Regions from separate parts of the Homo sapiens genome. Here region 1 is linked to region 2. Evidence: chromatin contacts called from ENCODE Hi-C data. All regions are on one chromosome and are shown on one strand. The core of a region is the stretch at or near the end of the contact, and the rest is flanking DNA. Distances in the headings are between cores, read along the strand shown. Region 1 has its middle 84 kb from the start of FAR2. Region 2 has its middle 280 kb from the start of FAR2.

What was found. Hi-C counts contacts between places; a loop is a spot of excess contacts on that map. Pooled maps may share reads with other maps.
Region 1: a map of dorsolateral prefrontal cortex shows a loop between it and region 2 (5-fold over the local background). The contact joins two enhancer-like sites. A Hi-C loop is called at or near these places in 3 of 168 maps with a recorded cell type or tissue (PC-3, dorsolateral prefrontal cortex and posterior cingulate gyrus) and 3 of 50 pooled maps.

The regions. Positions count from the first base shown.
Region 1 is chr12:29,063,520-29,067,398 of GRCh38, reverse strand. No RefSeq gene overlaps it. Among named protein-coding and RNA genes, the nearest start is that of FAR2, 84 kb to the left of the region's middle. Within about 2 kb of position 1,283, at least 2 of the 41 ENCODE cell types and tissues checked have a DNase peak (open chromatin) inside an H3K27ac peak, as active enhancers do.
Region 2 is chr12:28,868,387-28,872,497 of GRCh38, reverse strand. No RefSeq gene overlaps it. Among named protein-coding and RNA genes, the nearest start is that of FAR2, 280 kb to the left of the region's middle. Within about 2 kb of position 1,302, at least 2 of the 41 ENCODE cell types and tissues checked have a DNase peak (open chromatin) inside an H3K27ac peak, as active enhancers do.

The sequences.
Region 1 (3,879 bases), core at 34-2,533, 190 kb before region 2:
ATCCACCATGGACCCCAAAACATTGAAGTCAAGTTTTCAAAAACAAGTAGACATTCAAACATGAAATGGATGCTGATTGAGTATTAGAATTAGAACAAGAAAAGGAGATGTCTTTTACTACCCTCTTTGCAGATGAAGTTAATGTGAATGATGATGAACAGACTTTCCTCAGAAGACTGTTTCTTCTTGTGATTTCCAGAGGGATATATTGATGTGGGGGATAAATATGAAATGAAGAGTGGGCTTGTGAACCTGTGCCATCACCAAACTTTGTTAAACACCATAATCGTTTGTGATTTAGTCTTAGGGATAAACAAAGTCATATTAAGGCATGCTTAGCTCCCTTCATAATATATCATGAAATAAGCATTTTAAAATTAAGTATAAACTGGCATTTCAATTTTGTCATACCAGCTACTGTGCCCATGTGTCCTGCAATGTATATAAATTATGTAATTTAGGAGTATGGGACCCCAATATAAAGAGATAAATGAAAGGGTACACTAGGAACATGGACAGGCAGGAAAGATGGTGAAAGAAACAAGTGTCGTGCAAGGATTTACCTAGAGAAAAGAAGGTGAAGGAGAAGAATAGTATTGGAAAAGGATAGTTTTAAAGTCTAATTGGAATTATCCAGTAGCTTATTGGACTTACATCTCACATTTTCTACCTTCTATTATTTTATAGCCACTATATAATTTTTATTCTCTCTGTAAAGGAGGCCTAGAAAAGAGAAAGATGTGACTCTCAAAATAATAAAATGTTTGCTATCGCTATAAAACTTTTTAATGGAATAGGAGATTTGATTTAAACATGATTTAAAATGGCTAGCAGCTTTTATTAAAATAAATTGTAAATTGTCCTAGTTCCTCATTGTCTTTTCCTCTTTTGTTCTTATGACATATTTAACTACTATTATTCTTCATAGAATGAGTCATAGATGAGTCATCTTCATTGAAATGAGAGTGTTCTGTGTCTTGGCATCTGTGTGTGTCTGTGTGTGTGCACATGCGCATGTGTGAAAACAAGTGTGTGTGTAAATCAGCCAGGGTCTTGGCAAAAACCAGAGTTCATTCATAGAACTCAAATGAAGAGACTTCAATAGTATAAGGGGAAGCAGGCTTAAGAGGACAAACAAGGCACAATTTGTCACTTAGACTAGTAACAATGAGAAGCAATTGTTTCTTTGGGAACAGAGGAGGACATAGAGTGACCAGATCCCAGTGGGAGTTGTGATTGGAAGGGACACAGCTGCCACCAGAGATAATAGTGCCAAGCAGAGAGAGGTCAGGAAAGAAATGTCCCAACATTTTTCTTCTTCTGCCTTCCAATCCCCTGCTGGCCCATCTGCTTGTCAAATCCAACTGGAAGTCAGCCATTAGGGAGTTCTCAAAGTGCAATTCATTAAGAGCAGCCTACTTAATACAGAGAGGGGAAGAAAAGAGTGGAGAATGGATCTAAGTGAGGAAATAGATAGAGACTGGCACATTCCATTGCTTTGTCCACAAAGCATCTATTCTTGCCCATTATTTAGAAGATGAAGATGTTGTCATTCCTAACACCAAGGAGACACAAAATCCCTACCAGATAGTGATGGAATGATGTCAGTCACACATTAACTTCAACTGGAACTTAAATTGTAGCATTCTCCCCCATCACACAAACCTCTCACACAAAGTATCAGGGAGAGGGGAGAAAAATAATCAATCAACACAAAATATGCATAATGACTACAGTTTCTAGAACTGTATCCTGTTATTAGACCAAGGCTTATCATCATATTTTTTTCTTCCATCATCCATTCAACATTTCCCTTATACTCTGCTTATATATTCCACTTAGGCAGAGGTCTTTATCAGGTAGGCAACAGATTTCATTTCTGAAAAATCTGTTATCATAGTCCTGTCTCTATTGAGTTGCTGCAATTTCCTATTGAGAAATGGCTTACATGCAGGTGGCTTAAATTGGGAAGTGATCAAAGGAAGCAGTAATGAGAAACAAGGGAAGAAAAACAGGGAAGAGATGAAGCCATTACAGGGTAGGGGGTGCATTGTCAAGTTGGCTATGCTATGGGTGACTGGTACTCAGTTCTGCAGGTCCATCTGAGGAGCCTTTAGAATTGCATCTTAGAACTGGCTTTTCAGGGTATGAAAAGCTAAGAATGTATTATTTGACTCTTTTGCCAGTCTGTCAAAGCATTTTCTCATATGTGTTAATTTCCATAGGTTAGATGTGAAAAAGTACTGAGTAGATTCCCATAGGTGACCCATGCTGTGTGTCAAAGACACACAGGACAGGAAGCAAAAGATACACAGCAAAGGAATGAGCTGAGGTGCTGGCAAATTTGCAGTTGCATAAAGCTAGTCTGTGACTTGTGGAAATAGCCACAGTAGCAGTGGCTGGAGTTAAGGGTGGAGCTGTGCGGAAAAGAGGTAGGATACAAGATATATCTGATGCGTTACATAATATAATGCAAACACCAAGTGTGGAAGTAATAATGACTAACAAGGTTGAGAGTGGAGTCCAGAAAACCATGGAAGAGACATTTAACTTGAATATAATTTTGAAATACGATTATCAGTCTTGGAGGGGGCGGGCATTTTAGAGGGGCCAGTATGTGCAAAGGCCCATGTAGTATGCAAAAACTAAATCAAAGTGCTGGTTTTCTCAGCATCCCAGATCTACCTGTTCTTTTTTATTTCATGATCTTTTAATTGTATGTTAAGATATTTGAAAAGTGAGCATATCCTCAGATGATGTGATTTTATCATCCATTTCCTGATCTATACAAAAAGCACATTAGACCATGTAACCTCTCAGGCCTTTTCTGGCTCCTCAGTCTTATGCTTTCTGCACATTATCTTGAACATATTGACAGCATGATACATAGGCAGGTAAAATGAGTAGCTGCTGTAAATCAGTCTATATGGATGTGTAAGCAGTTTGTTTATACAGTGATAATTACCTGTAGAATAGCCTAAAAATAGGTTCTGGAAGAATAAATGTGGAAAAATGTGCAGGCTACATTATTCCTTGTGCTTACACACTCATAATAACTGACAGTAGAAAACTCACCACTTGTAGTGCGTAAGCAGTCTTGGTCAAGCAGCAACATAAATATAACCTGGATAAAAATATTTTGTTTTAAAATATCTTCATCTTAAAATGTTGTTTGCTTGATCAGGTAAAGGGTGGATTAGCAAGAATAATATGAACTGGGAAGGTTTGATACTATTTTTAAGATTATGGTACTCTCTGCTGACTAGTTCTCTTGTCATGGGGAGAACAGTAAGATAAATAAGCTGCTTATAAAAACTAAATATTCTTCACACTGAATAATAAAAATTGTATGTTTGTTAGCTTTTTCAGCTAGCAATTAATAGAAATTGTTTTGGATAAAGCTAAAGAGCGTAAACAAAAGCACTTATATACATAAATGAACATTTATACAATACACCAAATATGATAAGTGCAAGGTACTACTTGCTCTGAATTCTATAAAACTGTGATCCACTTCAGTTTTTCTCAGATCCATTAAATTATAGAAGAAAACAATTATATTGTAATTAGAAACACTTCTGAATAATTTCCAAATCTGTCAGCTAGTAATAGACACAGCTCTTTTATTCAAGGTGATCTAAACATTGACACACTATCATAATTCATGTTAGCATATCTCATAAATTCATCTTCAGAGCTTTTCAAACTCATAGTCTCTGTAAAGAAATATACGGAGTAAGACTAAACTCTCTAGGTACATCTAAAGCAAAGGCCGTCTCTCCTGCTTTTCTGGATGCTCCAGGCCAAATATCAGTGGTTTTGTTAAGCAGCATTAACAAAACCTTTAAAAATGTTATTGTACCAATGAATAAGTAGAAT
Region 2 (4,111 bases), core at 53-2,552:
ATTATCTATCTAATATCTATCTATCATCTCTATAGCTCACACTGTGTTGCAGGTGGTTGTTTACCTATCTGTTTCTCCATCTGGAATGTGAAGTTTCTGAGGGCAAATTCATGTGGCATTTACCTTTATATCCCAGAACCTAGTACAATTGCTGCCATATACACACTCCTCTGGACAAGGAAGTGGTCACTATCAAGAAATCATATCAGGATTGCTTAAAGAGTTTATATTCCAAAAGATACCATGATATTTTGGGGCCAATAGGATTTTTAGGTCTAGCTATTCATCCAAGGAGTAAGAAACATACTTCTCATTGAACTCCGTAGGCAACATATTGGTACGTGTGAGCTGAGTGATTCCTGGCTGAGGCAGCTTCCTCACTTTAAGGGGTTGCATTTTTTATAGGATAGCAAAGGGAGCGGAAATTGAACAGTTAAAGTTATTAGAAACCCGGAGAAGAGAGGTACTGAAGATACCCACAACATGCCCTGGATAGACAGCGCATGCATGTCTGGAGTCAATGAGAATTGCCATCCCTGGTAGAGAGGGTCTGAGCCTCCATCTGGGTCATAAAACCAGCAGAGTAGATTTTTCTTGCAGGCCAATCATAATGCTTAAGAAATGATTCCCCACTGACTTCTTTCACCACCAGGTAGTTTTAGGAGATGAGAGTGGGGTGGGAAAGGGAGGATTTCAAGAATCAGAATTCTTATAACAAGGAAGAATTTCCACATCAAAACCTGGATTTGTAGATCTGTTTTATGCCAAGTGTGAAAAGGCACGAAATAGCTAGGCATGAGCTATTCCCCAAAGACTTGTCCTTTACTAGAAAGAACTTTATAAATGTTAATAGGTACTAGACTAGCTGGAAGCAGATTTGCTCTGGGCCCAAAAACGTAAAATAATCATCACTTTGTTTGTCTGATTCTAAACGGACTTAGTATTGATTTGCATTATAAGAATTCCAAATTCCCACCACTCTGGGAAAGTCATCCAAACCCACTACTTTTCATTCCTGGTAGTTTTCTGCACATGAAACTTCCTTTTCAATTTTGTACCAAGTCTGGAGAAGAATACACATGAGAGAAAGTCTGACCATTGCATCTGCTCTCTTTCCATGGTTCCAGCCCAAACACTTGAGAATGGGTTCCATTTCAACTGGTTTCAAGGGTGTGGCTCAAGTTCAGTCTGTGTACAAAGGAAGGAGTTCAAATTAGTCATAGACCCTAAGAAAGCCTGAGAACAAAAAGTAGGTATAGTATGTACCAGAGGGTTTGCCTCTATTACATGGGACTTAGAAACACACATTATCACTGCATTTCCTGTCATAAAAATATAAGTTCAGAATTTTAGAGTGAAAGAGACTTTAGAAATTATCTCCCTTACTTTACAGTTAAGGATAGACCATACAGTGAGTCAGCAGTGCTGAGGCCAGACACTTCATCTTCTAACTTCCTCAGCACACCTCTTCCTCTCTACTGCAAACTCTCTCCATTACAGAACATTTAATTTTTTTTTTTTTTTTTTTGACAGAGTCTTGCTCTGTCACCCAGGCTGGAGTGCAATGGCGCAATCTCAGCTCACTGCAACCTCCGCTACCCAGGTTCAAGCTATTCTTCTGCCTCAGCCTCCTGAGTAGCTAGGATTACAGGTGCGTGCCACCACACCTTACTAATTTTTGTATTTTTAGTAGAGATGGGGTTTCACCATGTTGGCCAGGCTGGTCTCAAACTCCTGACCTCAGATGATCCATCGGCCTCAGCTTCCCAAAGTGCTGGGATTACAGGCATGAGCCACTGCGCCTGGCCAGAACATTTTAACTTTTAGATCTTTTCATGCATAATATAAACTTAATGCATGTAGCAAGCCTATTTATTCATTTATGAATTTAATACATATTAATTGCCTACTATGTGCCAACATTGTTCTGGCTGCTTTGGAATATTTTAGTGAGCAAAATACACTAACATCCCTATACTTGCAGAGTTTATATATTCTAGTGGGATAGTTAAGACATACATACTCATGCCCATTTGACAGATCAAAAAATGAAGACTCATAAAAAAGTAGCTTGGAAAACAAGTTAACTAATAACAGATTTGGCACTGTGATTTAGAATTATTGCCCCAGACCTGGCCTGGAATGAATACACAAATTCATGGTTCTATCTTGAAATATATTCAGAGCCTCAGGAGGTAGAAAATTCTGTTCACACACAGTCCTTATTTAAGTCGGGCACAAGTCAGTCTAAGGACTGAAGCTGTGTGAGGAGGAAGAGCCACAAGGCTTTTATTTAAAGAATGCAGATTTATTAGGTTTGCTTCTAAGTCTGCATGTCACTTCACTTTCTTGGTGATTGCTGTGGGTTGAATTATCTTTCCCAAAGATACGTTGAAGTGCCCAGTAGTTCAGAATGTGACCTTATGTGGAAACAGGGTCTTTATATGGGTAATCAAGTTAAAATGAGAGCATTAGGGTGGGCCTAATCCAATATGACTGGTGTCTTTATAAAAAGGAGAAATTTGGACATGGAGACAGATATATATAGAGGGAAGATAATGTGAAAATGCAGAGAGAATGCCATCTACAAGCCAACGAATGCCTGATGCTACCAAAAGCCAGGAGACAGGTGTGGAACAGATTCTCCCTCAGTGCCCTCAGAAACAACCAGTCCTGCTGATATCTTGAGTTTGGATTTTTAGCCTCCAGAACTGTGAGACAATACATTTCTGTTGTTTCAGCCACCTGGTATGTAGTACCTTTTTAATGGCAGCCCCAGGAAATGAATGTAGAAATGATTACCACATTCAATTTCCCCTTTTCCACATAAGGTCACATTCAAAGACCCTGTTTCCACATAAGGTCACATTCTGAACTACTGGGCACTTCAACAGAGCATGTCAGTTTCTTTCATGTTCTTATAAAACGAAATCATCTTTTTATTTTTATGCCCCCTTGAGTTCTCCCACATTTCCCTAGTCACGGACACAGATTTGCTGAGGTTAGAGATGGAAGATAAACAGGTCTCAGGCAAGTATTATACAGACACAGACGGAGTGAATGTCTGCTCCAAACACCTCCCCTAGTTGGTCACTCACACACTCAGCATTTCATAGCTCTGGGCAACTGTCTATAAATGACGGAATACCCAGCTCCAGAGATAAAGGAGATCTGTTCTCTTACTGTTTATTGTTAAGTCTGAAATTTTCAAAAGTTGTAGCCATATGACTCATGCAGTTAACAAACCCACATAATGTGAGAGATACAAGGGAATAAAGCACTCTGACTCCATTTGTACCAAAAAAACCCTCCAAATTGACGATTTACAGAAGAAAAAAACATGAAGTTTTTTCCTAGTGCACTCCCTTTGAAATTCACAGAGAAAGAGCTTGTCTTGCATGCACTTAGACACCACCAGTCAAAATAAAGGATGAAATTGGGAGAAATTGGGATAATCTGAATTTCAGATGATTCTTTTAGTATCTATGGTAGTCAATTTATTTATCATTATAAGTCAGTGTCAAATTTAGGAATGAATAAGTGTGACCATTAAAAGAATGAAAAATATGCCAACCTGTTGGACCGAGTAAGCTTCTTGATTACAAGAAATCCCCAGTATATAGTATATAGTAAATGCTCATCGTAATGTTTGTTTCATTGTAATGAACTAAGAACTGATGAAAAAGTAAAATAGAGACCTTCTTACATACTTCAAAAAGGGAGCATGGACGTAAGGAGGAGAACGGGAGAGATGAGATGTACTAAACTTACTGTGCCTGTCTCATGGTAATTAGTTTGCATTATGATGAGTTTCACAGCACAGGGTGGTTTACAATAATCTCAATGTAAGTGAATGTTTACACTGACCATGCTGAGACGCCCCCAGGAGAGCACTTGAAAACTTCCAGTTACGTGGTGGTATCTGGCAGGCTCAGTTTTATTAATAAAACTTTCAAGTTACCGCATTTGAACTATAACATTTCATTCCCCTTGTGTATATGATAATTGCCACAAAACTGGTTTTGATACCTGCAGTATCAGTCTTTTCTACCACTTCACTCACCAAAGCATTTAAGGTCAATTTAAGGGTCTTAAGTTAATAAACTGTAGG